Regions from separate parts of the Homo sapiens genome. Here region 1 is linked to region 2. A link is an interaction called in ENCODE POLR2A ChIA-PET data of the cell type or tissue named here. Cell type or tissue: PC-9. All regions are shown on one strand. Each heading gives the region's core, and the rest is flanking DNA. Links, peaks and the distances in the headings are about the cores only.

Region 1 (5,392 bases), core at 192-5,191, 72 kb before region 2:
TAGTGCTATTTAAAATGTTTGGCGATATTACTAGATTACTATGTCTTGCACATAGTGCTGAAAATAAATACTTTAAAAAATGAATTTGGCATGGTAATGATGATATATTTTATTACATGCATCAGATAGTGTTGACTCTAAAGCTCTATATCAATATATCAATGTTGGGGGTTTATAGCACCACTAATAATGTTTTAGTACATATTTCTGGCTTTTGATTCTTAGAAACCACATTAAATCATATATGCTAATTCTAGTTGTCAGAAGCATTAGGTCATCAGAATGTCCCCAAAACAATCCATGAACAAATTGTGTCAGTTATACCTTCAAAATATATTCAGAAATACCCAGGCACAGTTTGCACACATGTAATCCCAGTTACTTAGGAGGCTAAGGAAGGAGGACTGCTTGAACCCAGGAGTTCAAGACCAGGTAGGGAAACATGGTGAGACCCCATCTCAAAAAAACAGAAACAAAAAACAAACAAACAAACAAACAAATCTAACATATATCCACAATCAGATTCTCTCTTCACCCAGCTCAATTATCACTGTGAATAAACAACCTTCATGTCTTACCTCGATTATTCCAGTAGCTTCCTCACTTTTCTCTTCTGCTTTTGCCTGCCTCTCCCCAATTTGTCTTGATACAGCAACCACAATAATTCTGTTAAATCATACATCAGAATATGTCTCCTTTGCACAAAACCCTTCTGTGGCTTCTACTCTCAGAGCTCTTGCAGTGACCAACAAACGCCTCTTGATCACACTTCTTGTTCCTCATCTCCTACTACTTATTCCCTCATTTGCTGTGTTCCAGCCACACTGGCTTTTTGCTCTTTTTTGAATTTGCCAAGTACAAAAGTACTCCTCCTACCTAGAATGTTGTCTTAGATATCAATTTGACTCATTCCTTTACCTCCTTCAGATCTTTATTCAAATGTCACCTTGGTGAGTCCTCTCCTCACCTCCCTATTTAAATATACTACACCCACTTCCACACTGACATTTCTTTTTTCCTGCTTGATTTTTCTCTATAGTACTTATTGCCATATAGTGCCTATCATAATGCACATAGCATTATCACACATTTGTTTATTTTGTTTCTCATTTGTGTCCCCACCAGAGTGTAAGCTTCATTAGGACAAGAATCATTTTTTGTTTTATTCATTGTTAAAAACCAGTTCCTGGAACGTAGTAGGCACTCAATAAATACACATTGAATGCTTGAAACAAAACTTACTCTAGTTAAACAGAAGAAGAATTTTTTTTAAAAGGATATTAGGTATTTAAAAGTCTGGATGGAGTAGGGAATCAGGCTTGGAAGCTGTCTAACCAGGAATAATGCAGTTTCCATTGGGAACAGTCACCACTATTACTGGGACACTCCCCTGGACGTGTGTCCTTACCACCTCCACTGGTTGTATTTTGCCTTACGCCTCTTCCCTTGCAGAATATGTTCCTTGAGATGCCTTACTTTTCCCATTACTTTATTTCAAATTGTAGCTTCTCATAGATGTTCTGATGGTTGGTTGGTGGTTTGTCACATGCGTGGGCCCTTGCTCCAAAGGAGCCCAGGAGAGCAAGTTCCAGCCTTCTACTTTGGGGAGGTAGGCTCACAGGTAGGACATTCCCCAGATATTGGAAGTATGTTCAAAATATGCTGTGCAGTCACAAAATATAAATGCTCTTCACTGGCACTGAGTGCTATCATTAAAAAAAAAATCTAGCTCAGGAGACCTGAAGTTATTTTAAAATTGTATGTGTAATCCAGAATCCATTTCCCATAGCAATTGTTAAACAATGTCTGCTTTCAAATTTATTATTCTTCATTCCTGACCTTGTTCTAAGCTTAACCAATCACATATTTTCTCATTTGACATCCCAGTGATTAATAGCTGAAACCCATTGCCTGGAGAATGGTTTCCATTGTGATGTGGTACTCCTTGGGTGGAGAGTGGGATGAACAGGCAACAGAATGCTTTGTTTATGGAAAAGGAATAAGAGTGTGAGTCCATTATCAGAAAATGCAGCAAGGGTGTAAAATATTGGGCTGCCATGTTAGAGCTCACCTGTTACCATAAAAACCTCTGTACTCAGCAGCTGGGTCAGTGGGAAGCCTGCTGCCCAGTTCGAATGGTATATTGAATTATATGACCAGTCTTGGCATCAGTTTAACATATTTTTAAGTAACTTTTATTTTTTCTTCCTTTCTTTTAGTTCCTTTTTTTTTTCTTGCAAGTAGGAAGCAGGAATGACTGTTCAATTATTAGATATTCAAGTTTAGAATTCACTGTCATTACTGCACAATTCATTTGCTGAAATAACAAGTAGCAGATGCTACAGTGCAAGTTAATGAATAATTCTTATTTGTACTCTGGCCTTTCATTGCAATTCATTTGTTACAGACATGTGGGTTTAGTAATTATTATTCTCACACTTTCTAAAATGTTTTTAGCTTTTTAAAAAGCATTTTGCTCATTTTTTTATTTCCTTCTGTTTGTTTCATTCTATTTATTAAATTCTCCCATTTATCCCAATTGTTTGGGAAGTCTCATGGCTCTTTATGGTTCTCTTCTGAGAGGAATATGAAATACTTCAATTGATTTGTTCCTTATTGCAAATAAGCCAAAGCCATGGCTCATTTACCATTACCGGGTTTGTTTACCATTTCACAGGCACACTTGAGGCCTCAGCTTTCAAGGGCATGTTTTCAGCCTGTTACAAACCATGCTTGGCCTTCCTTCTCTAAAGTCTGCTCCTTCCTAACCAGGAAACAGGGCAGGAATGGAATTTTCTTCCCATTCCAGTTTCTCTTTAGCTGCTTGTGTCCAGAAGTTGATATGGCATAGCTAAAATTAATACCTGAATTGACCCAGTTCACCTTCTGTTTTAGAAACAACAACAACAAAAAAATTGGCTAAAAAGTAAAGGCCTGGGTATTTTTAGAAAGAGCAATAATTAGTGTAAAATGTCACAGAAATATAATACGTTTAGATTCATGTCAGACAAAAGTTATTTCCAGGAAGCTTCTCAAAGACAAGAAAAGGGATGTTGGAGATATTGGGAAAAAGTATAGTGAAATTGGTAAGAATAAATAAGCTGCAGTGAAGCCTATCTGAAGCATTTGGAATATGACTTTGCAAGAGGCTCAGAATAGAATAGAGTAGGAATCTATCCCTGTTTATCTTTTTACCTCCCTATCCGTCTTGTATAGATATTGGAGTAAAAAGATGAGGAATGTTGCCTCTTGTTCCTCTCTCTGTGACTCACAACAGTGATGCTAAAGTGAGGAAGTGGCTTCAGACATGAACAGAGGTGGGGGATGGGAAAAACGGTCAGTATTAAGAGGCATGTGGCATGTGTGAAGATTTAGGAATTTAAAACACACACACACATGGTGGAAGCTGGTAAGCCTTGCCTTTTATACACAGTTCTGAATTTTAACTCTGAGGAGAGGAGTTTTTTGGGGTATAATTCTCTGTCGTAAGAGGCTGCCCTATGTGTTGTAGGATGTTTAGCAGCATCTCCAGCCTCAACCCACTCGATGCCAGTAGTATCCAGTTGTGACAGCTAAAAATGTCTCCAGATATTGCCAACAGTTGTCCCAGGATGAGAACCACTGCTGCAAAGGTCACACGATGTGGTTGGGCAGGGTGAGTATGGGACCTTGAGCTGGGGTAAGACCTGAGGGGCAGAGTTGTGAGAGTTATGGGGAACGTTTCCAATTTCTTCTATGGAGAAATGGGAAGAGATGGTGGATGAAGGAAATGGAGTGGCATGGTGGGAATGGAGTATGTAAATTCCTAAAAGAGAAGGAAAGAATCCTAAAGGCTGAAATAATTTTTTAAGACAGTAGATAAAAAGTCATGTAGCATTTAAGGAGACTTATTTTTTCTAGAAGGTTGATTTATATGTTTATTGAGAGGGAAGGAAAGTTAGTTAATCAGAAAAGAAGGGGGAGGTGGGGATGGTAAATGAGTTAAAAAAAAAAAAAAGTTAAATAATGAATAGGACTGGCCAGGCGTGGTGGCTCATGCCTGTAATCCCAGCACTTTGGGAGGCCGAGGCAGGCGGATCACAAGGTCAGGAGTTCGAGACCAGTGTGTCCAATATGGTGAAACCCCATCTCTATTAAAAATACAAAAATTAGCCTGGCATGGTAGCGGGAGCCTGTAGTCCCAGCTACTCGGGAGGCTGAGGCAGGAGAATCACTTGAACCCAGGAAGCAGAGGTTACAATGAGCCGAGATCGCACGACTGCACTCCAGCCTGAGCAACAGAGCAAGACACACACACACACAAAAAAAAACACAAAACACAAAAAACGAATAGGACCTACTATTTGATAGCACAACGGGGTGATCATGGTCAATAGTAACTTAATTGTATGTTTTAAAATAACTTAAAGAGTGTAATTGGATTGTTTGTAACTCAAAGGATAAATGGTTAAGGGAATGGATACCCCATTTACCCTGATGTGCTTATTTCACATTACATGCCTGTATCAAAACATCTCGTGTACCCCATAAATATATACACCTACTATATATCCACGGGAATTAAAAATTGAAAAAAAGAAGTGGAAATAGATTGAAAGCTCTCCCTGTAGAGTAGAAGTTGGATAGATTTTGCAGAAATAACCTTAATCCCTTATTCCTCTCAGTGAAGGAGCCTATGAAATAAAGGAGAATTAAACATGTAGTTCTTATAATTTTCATTCCTTCATTCACTTATCTATATCCTATGTCCCATGTACTATATTATACACTAGACAGTAAGGATAGAAAGATGGATAAGAAACAATCCCTGTCTAAAGATGTCCACAGTATACTAGGGTAGACAAAGATGTGTAATCAGTTTGATTGAGAATCTCACCTCAAGAGGCATAAGCTTGAAAGTCTCATCATTTCTACACTTGGTATTTTGTCAGATTTCATTGCTTCAAAGTATCAGCCTCCTTAGTTATTAAAACTTTCATTCTAGGTATTAAGATTAGGTCCTACTGATTTAAAATATTAGTCTCATATTTATTTCAAAAACTTCCTCCATGCCTTCCAGAGCAGACTAGACCCGTAGTTCCAACTTTCTTTATACACACCCCTTTTTTTCCATGTGCCTGCTCTTCCGATGGTGGGGTCAGGAGGTTTAAGAAGGAAAACAGGCAATGCCTTAAATGTCTGACTGCCGCCATGTTGCTATCTGCTTTCTGTAGGTCATTGTTAGAATATATGGGGTTCCTAACAGCCCCACTGATAACTCAGTATCAAGCAGTCCTCTATGCTTTGATAGCCCTTTGCAAGACTTCTGCATCTGTCAGCTGACTTCCATTTGGCAGTGGTGAAACACATTCTTCTGATACATAGAAATCCCTTGTCCCATGTTATGTTCCAT
Region 2 (5,392 bases), core at 113-5,112:
AAGAGAAAGAAATAAAGGGTATTCAAATAGGAAGAGAGGAAGTCAAGTTGTCTCTGTTTGCAGATGACATGATTGTATATTTAGAAAACCCCATAATCTCAGCCCAAAATCTCCTTAAGCTGATAAGCAACTTGAGCAAAGTCTCAGGATACAAAATCAATGTACAAAAATCACAAGCATTCTTACATACCAATAATAGACAAACAGCCAAATCATGAGTGAACTCCCATTCACAGTTGCTACAAAGAGAATAAAATACCTAGGAATACAACTTACAAGGGATGTGAAGGACCTCTTCAAGGAGAACTACAAACCACTGCTCAAGGAAATAAGAGAGGACACAAAGAAATGGAAAAACATTCCATGCTCGTGGATAGGAATAATCAATATCATGAAAATGGCCGTACTGCGCAAAGTAATTAATGGAATCAATGATATCCCCATCAAGCTACCATTGACTTTCTTCACAGAATTAGAAAAAAAACTTCTTTAAATTTCATATGGAACCAAAAAAGAGCCTGTATAGCCAAGATAATCCTAAGCAAAAAGAACAAAGCTGGAGGCATCATGCTGCCTGACTTCAAACTATACTACAAGGCTGCGGTAACCAAAACAGCATGGTACTGGTACCAAAACAGATATATAGACCAATGTAACAGAACTGAGGCCTTAGAAATAACACCAAACATCTACAACCATCTGATCTTTGACAAACCTGACAAAAGCAATGGGGAAAGGATTCCCGATTTAATAAATGGTGCTGGGAAAACTGGCAAGCCATATGCAGAAAACTGAAACTGGACCCTGTCTTTATACCTTATACAAAAATTAACTCAAGATGGATTAAAGACTTAAACGTAAGACCTAAAACCATAAAAACCCTAGAAGAAAACCTAGGCAATACCATTCAGGACATAGGCATGGGCAAAGACTTCATGACTTTCACACCAAAAGCAATGGGAACAAAAGCCAAAATTGACAAATGGGATCTAATTAAGCTAAAGAACTTCTGCACAGCAAAATAAACTATTATCCGAGTGAACAGGTAATCTATAGAATGGGAGAAAATTTTTGCAATCTATCCATCTGACAAAGGGCTAATATCCAGAATCTACAAGGAACTTAAACAAATTTACAAGAAAAACAAACAACTGCATCAAAAAGTGGGTGAAGGATATGAACAGACACTTCTCAAAAGAAGATATTTATGCAGCCAACAAACATATGGAAAAAAGCTCATCATCACTGGTCATTAGAGAAATGCAAATCGAAACCACAATGAGATTCTATCTCACGCCAGTTAGATTGGCGATCATTTAAAAGTCAGGAAACAGCAGATGCTGGAGAGGATGTGGAGAAATAGGAACACTTTTACACTGTTGGTGAGAGTGTAAATTAGTTCAACCATTGTGGAAGACAGTGTGGCGATTCCTCCAGGATCTAGAACCGGAAATACCATTTGATCCAGCAGTCCCATTACTGTGTATATATCCAATAGATTATAAATCATTCTACTATAAAGACACATGCACGTGTATGTTTTTTGTAGCACTATTCATATTAGCAGACTTGGAGCCAACCCAGATGCCCATCAATGATAGACTGGATAAAGAAAATGTGGCACATATACACCATGGGATAATATGCAGCCATAAAAAAGGATGAGTTCATGTCCTTTGCAGGGACATGGATGAAGCTGGAAACCATCATTCTCAGCAGACTAGCACAAGAACAGAAAATCAAACACCACATGTTCTCACTCATAAGTGAGAGCTGAACAATGAAAACACATGGACACAGAGAGGGGAATATCACACACTGGGGCCTATTGGGGGGTGGGTGGCTAGGGGAGGGATAGCATTAGGAGAAATACCTAATGTAGATGACGGGTTGATGGGTGCAGCAAACCACCATGGCACATGTATACCTATGTAACAAACCTGCACATTCTGCACATATATCCCAAAACTTAAATTATAAATTTAAAAAATAAATAAACATTGTTTAAAAAAAGAAGAAAATAGTGTCAGATGCTCCCAGGAGGTTAAGAGAAATGCTAAAATATTTCCAGGAATTTAGTAGTATGGAATGGTAGGTGGTATTGATAAGATGAAAACTGTGACAGACAGAATAAATATGATGTTTTTAAGAAGTTATCTGAGGTGGAGGAGATGGGAAAAGGGTAGCTAAAAGGGGACATACAGTTCTCTCATTTATAAAATGGGGGTGTTAATATTTGTATAACAGACTTGTAATATAACATGGTAACTCACTAGCATAACGTCTGAGATAAATCATATTAGTCATTACTGTTAGTATCTGAGCAGCTAGTTTCCTCAGAGTTAACTGTTTATTTTGGCATCTAGCTGCTTCTAGTATGACTCTGAGACTGCTTAGAGTCACCTCTGGCATCTGCCTCCTTAAGTAAACAGATTTTCACTGAAGTCTTGCCTTTGACACTGGCCCAATGGACAGTATCAGGTGCAGATCTGCTTTTATCTACCTAAAACACATAATTTTCTTTTACATTTTATCTTGTCCACATATAGAAGACCATCTTTTCTCACCAGTTTTCAAAATATACTTAAGTAATTTGCTTACACATAGCATGCCTCTTAACAGTACATAATCTATATTTTTTCAAATTTTTACTCTTGTTACCTAAACAAAGTTTTTTAAGGCTAGGGATTCTTTTAATTGTACTTGTTTTTTTTGTTATTGTTGTTGTTGTTTTAGCGATGGGGTCTCACTCTCTTGCCTAGGCTGGAGTGCAGTGGCACGATCATAGCTCACTTCGGCCTCAAACTCCTGGGCTCAGATGATCTTCCCACCTCAGCCTCTCAGTAGCTGGGACTAAAGGCGTGCACTACCACACCAGACTAAGTTTTTAAAAAATTTTTTGTAGAGATGGGGTCTTACTTTGTTGCCCAGACTGGTCTTGAACTCCTGTCCTCAAGCCATCCTCCCACCTCAGCCTCCCAAAATGTTGGCATTATAGGTGTGAGCCATTGTGCTTAGCCTAATTTTACTTTCAACAGAATCTAGTGTAGAGATATACAGCTGATTGAGTATGCTTTTGGCTTAAATTTTTGTCCAAACCTATGCTAAATTGTTTTCTCTTTCTCTTCTAGCAATGGATTAAACTGCTTCTTTAAATTTCTTGCCTGGATTTATACCGGTTCAGCAAGTATGTTCTCAGAAGCTATACACTCATTATCTGATACTTGTAATCAGGTGAGGACTAAAGCTTTTTTTATAAGTCAATTTTAAAGTAATAGTTGTAGGCTTTAATCTAAAAGTTGATCTATTTTAAAACTGAATGATTCCAGTAGTTGGCTTGTGGGATAAAATAAAAGTTTACTTTTCAGCAATGAAGTGCATAGAAATTTAATCATAGTATTTTAAAGCAGATTGTTATGCTTTAAGAACCTCTGACAATGGAATGTGAAGTATAACATTGTCAGTCACTGAGCAGAAATCTGGTCTCTGAATATGAATTCTCAATGACTGTAATAGTCAATGAATTTAAACTTTTGGAATAAAGATGTAAAATCATATGTAATTGGTTAAAATGCTTTCACATTAGATTCATAATTTGAATTACTTTCCTTGGCTTTGCAAATGGAGAAAAATTTTTGTATTAATACAATTAAAAGACCTTCTAAACCCCCTGTGGCCCAAATTGTGAAAACTAGAAACCCAAAACTTTTCTAAGAATATAATAAAAATTTCTGTGTGTGCATCCTATTACATTTTAAAGAGTGTGGTATATTAAGAGGATACCTTTTCAATATTTACTTATTTTTAGTCCTGTTATGTAAAAACTGATTTGGGAGAACTTCAATGAGAGACACAGGTAAAATAAGAATATTTAAGACAAGGATAAAAATAACGTGAAGATAAGGAGCAAGGAGAGCAATATTAATTAAAAATTAAGCCTGTGAACTTGTCTCACTCACTGTCAAATCAGATGGATTAAAACCCTTCATAAAAGTAAGGAAAGAAGACAAGCGTTTGCCATTAGTACTAAGTATTTACCTTGAACTTAATTTTTATACTCAATATATACTTAAATACTGTCTCTATAAAATTTTACCATTCAACTGTGGTATGCAGTGGGAGGAGAGGGGATAGGGAGAGATATATAACTTATAATCTCTATTTTCTTGTAAGCTTATCGAGGAAAGTTGAAATACAGAAATATTTGTCCATATGGCAAGGAGATATGTATGATGTTATTAGTTTCAATATTAGTTTTTATTTCAAACATTGAAGACAGTGTTTAAGTGTTCATTCTCTATGCTATTCAGGCATTTAAAAAGAATGTAGTAGATATCTGTGTACTGACCTGGAATGATAACCATGATAAATTGAGTAAAAAATCAAGTTGCAAAATACTATGTTCAGAACTTCTGCTTTCACCCATGACAGACTAACAGGGATTGAGTTTAATCTTTTGCCATAGACAACTAAAAGCTAGACAGTATATTGGATAATAGCAGCATAAGACCATGATCTCTGAGAGATAAGAAACAAATTATTTGAACTCTCTGATCTCTCTGGCTTTTTGCTTGAACACATATTTGGGATAGTGGAGCAGGATGGGAAATAACAGTCTCATTGAGTTGAGAAGACAGAAATCAGTGTTCAGGGTGTCTGAGGTGGCTAGAACTTACAAGGAAGAGTTCCACAGAGGAAGGAGCTACAAGGACAAAAAGCTATAGAAGTCTACATAGGGATTTCCTTGAATTGAATGTTTGCTGAATGTTAAGTTACACATGTGTAAGATGTGAGCATCAATCTGGGCAGAGAACCAGCAGGGAGCAGTAACTGACTAATTCCCACTGCTCACACAAAGCTAGGTTACATTCAGGTTCTGACTAGCTGACGTAAGAGAGTTCTCATTGATTATCGAGGCCAATGGAAGGCTCACCTTAGGAGTAGGGCTAAATTATTCTTAACGTAAAGGCTGTTCTAGAACCCTCCCTAACAAATCTTCCTAAAAGTTCTAAAGGATCAAGCTGATCTTCAAATAATTTAATCACTTGCCAGAACAAAGCCTCACATTCTTTAATAAAGGCAGCAAAATCCAAACACTCAGTATAACATTCACAGTGTTTAGCATCCAATAAAAAAGACTAATCGCCAGTATAAGAAGCAGGAAAATTTGACTCATAACCAGGAGAAAAATCAGTCGGAAGCAGACTAAACAGATGATAGAATTAGCAGACAAGGATATTAAACAGCTATTTCAAGTACAGTCATGTATTGAAAGGAAAATATGAACATAAGAAGATAAATCAAAGGTATAAAAAATAAACCAAATGAAACTTTTAGAGCTAAAAAAATATATCTGGTGTGAAAAATTCACTGTATAGAATTAACAGCACAT

Evidence for each region. ChIA-PET counts read pairs that join two places held together with the same protein. Peaks named below come from ENCODE experiments on the same cell type or tissue, not always from the same donor. Only the 100,000 strongest peaks of a DNase experiment are listed, where the experiment ranks them.
Region 1: POLR2A ChIA-PET joins it to region 2 with 6 read pairs; 2 of 35 experiments call an interaction of 5 or more read pairs at or near these places.

The regions. Positions count from the first base shown.
Region 1 is chr4:41,974,623-41,980,014 of GRCh38, forward strand. No RefSeq gene overlaps it. Among named protein-coding and RNA genes, the nearest start is that of DCAF4L1, 4.4 kb to the right of the region's middle. In PC-9, for the core only: no CTCF peak of the experiment used is centred there; no DNase peak of the experiment used is centred there.
Region 2 is chr4:42,046,246-42,051,637 of GRCh38, forward strand. SLC30A9 (solute carrier family 30 member 9) reads left to right here. Exons shown (of 18, transcript NM_006345.4): 9 at 3,132-3,234. Among named protein-coding and RNA genes, the nearest start is that of SLC30A9, 58 kb to the left of the region's middle. In PC-9, for the core only: no CTCF peak of the experiment used is centred there; a DNase peak (open chromatin) is centred at 2,356.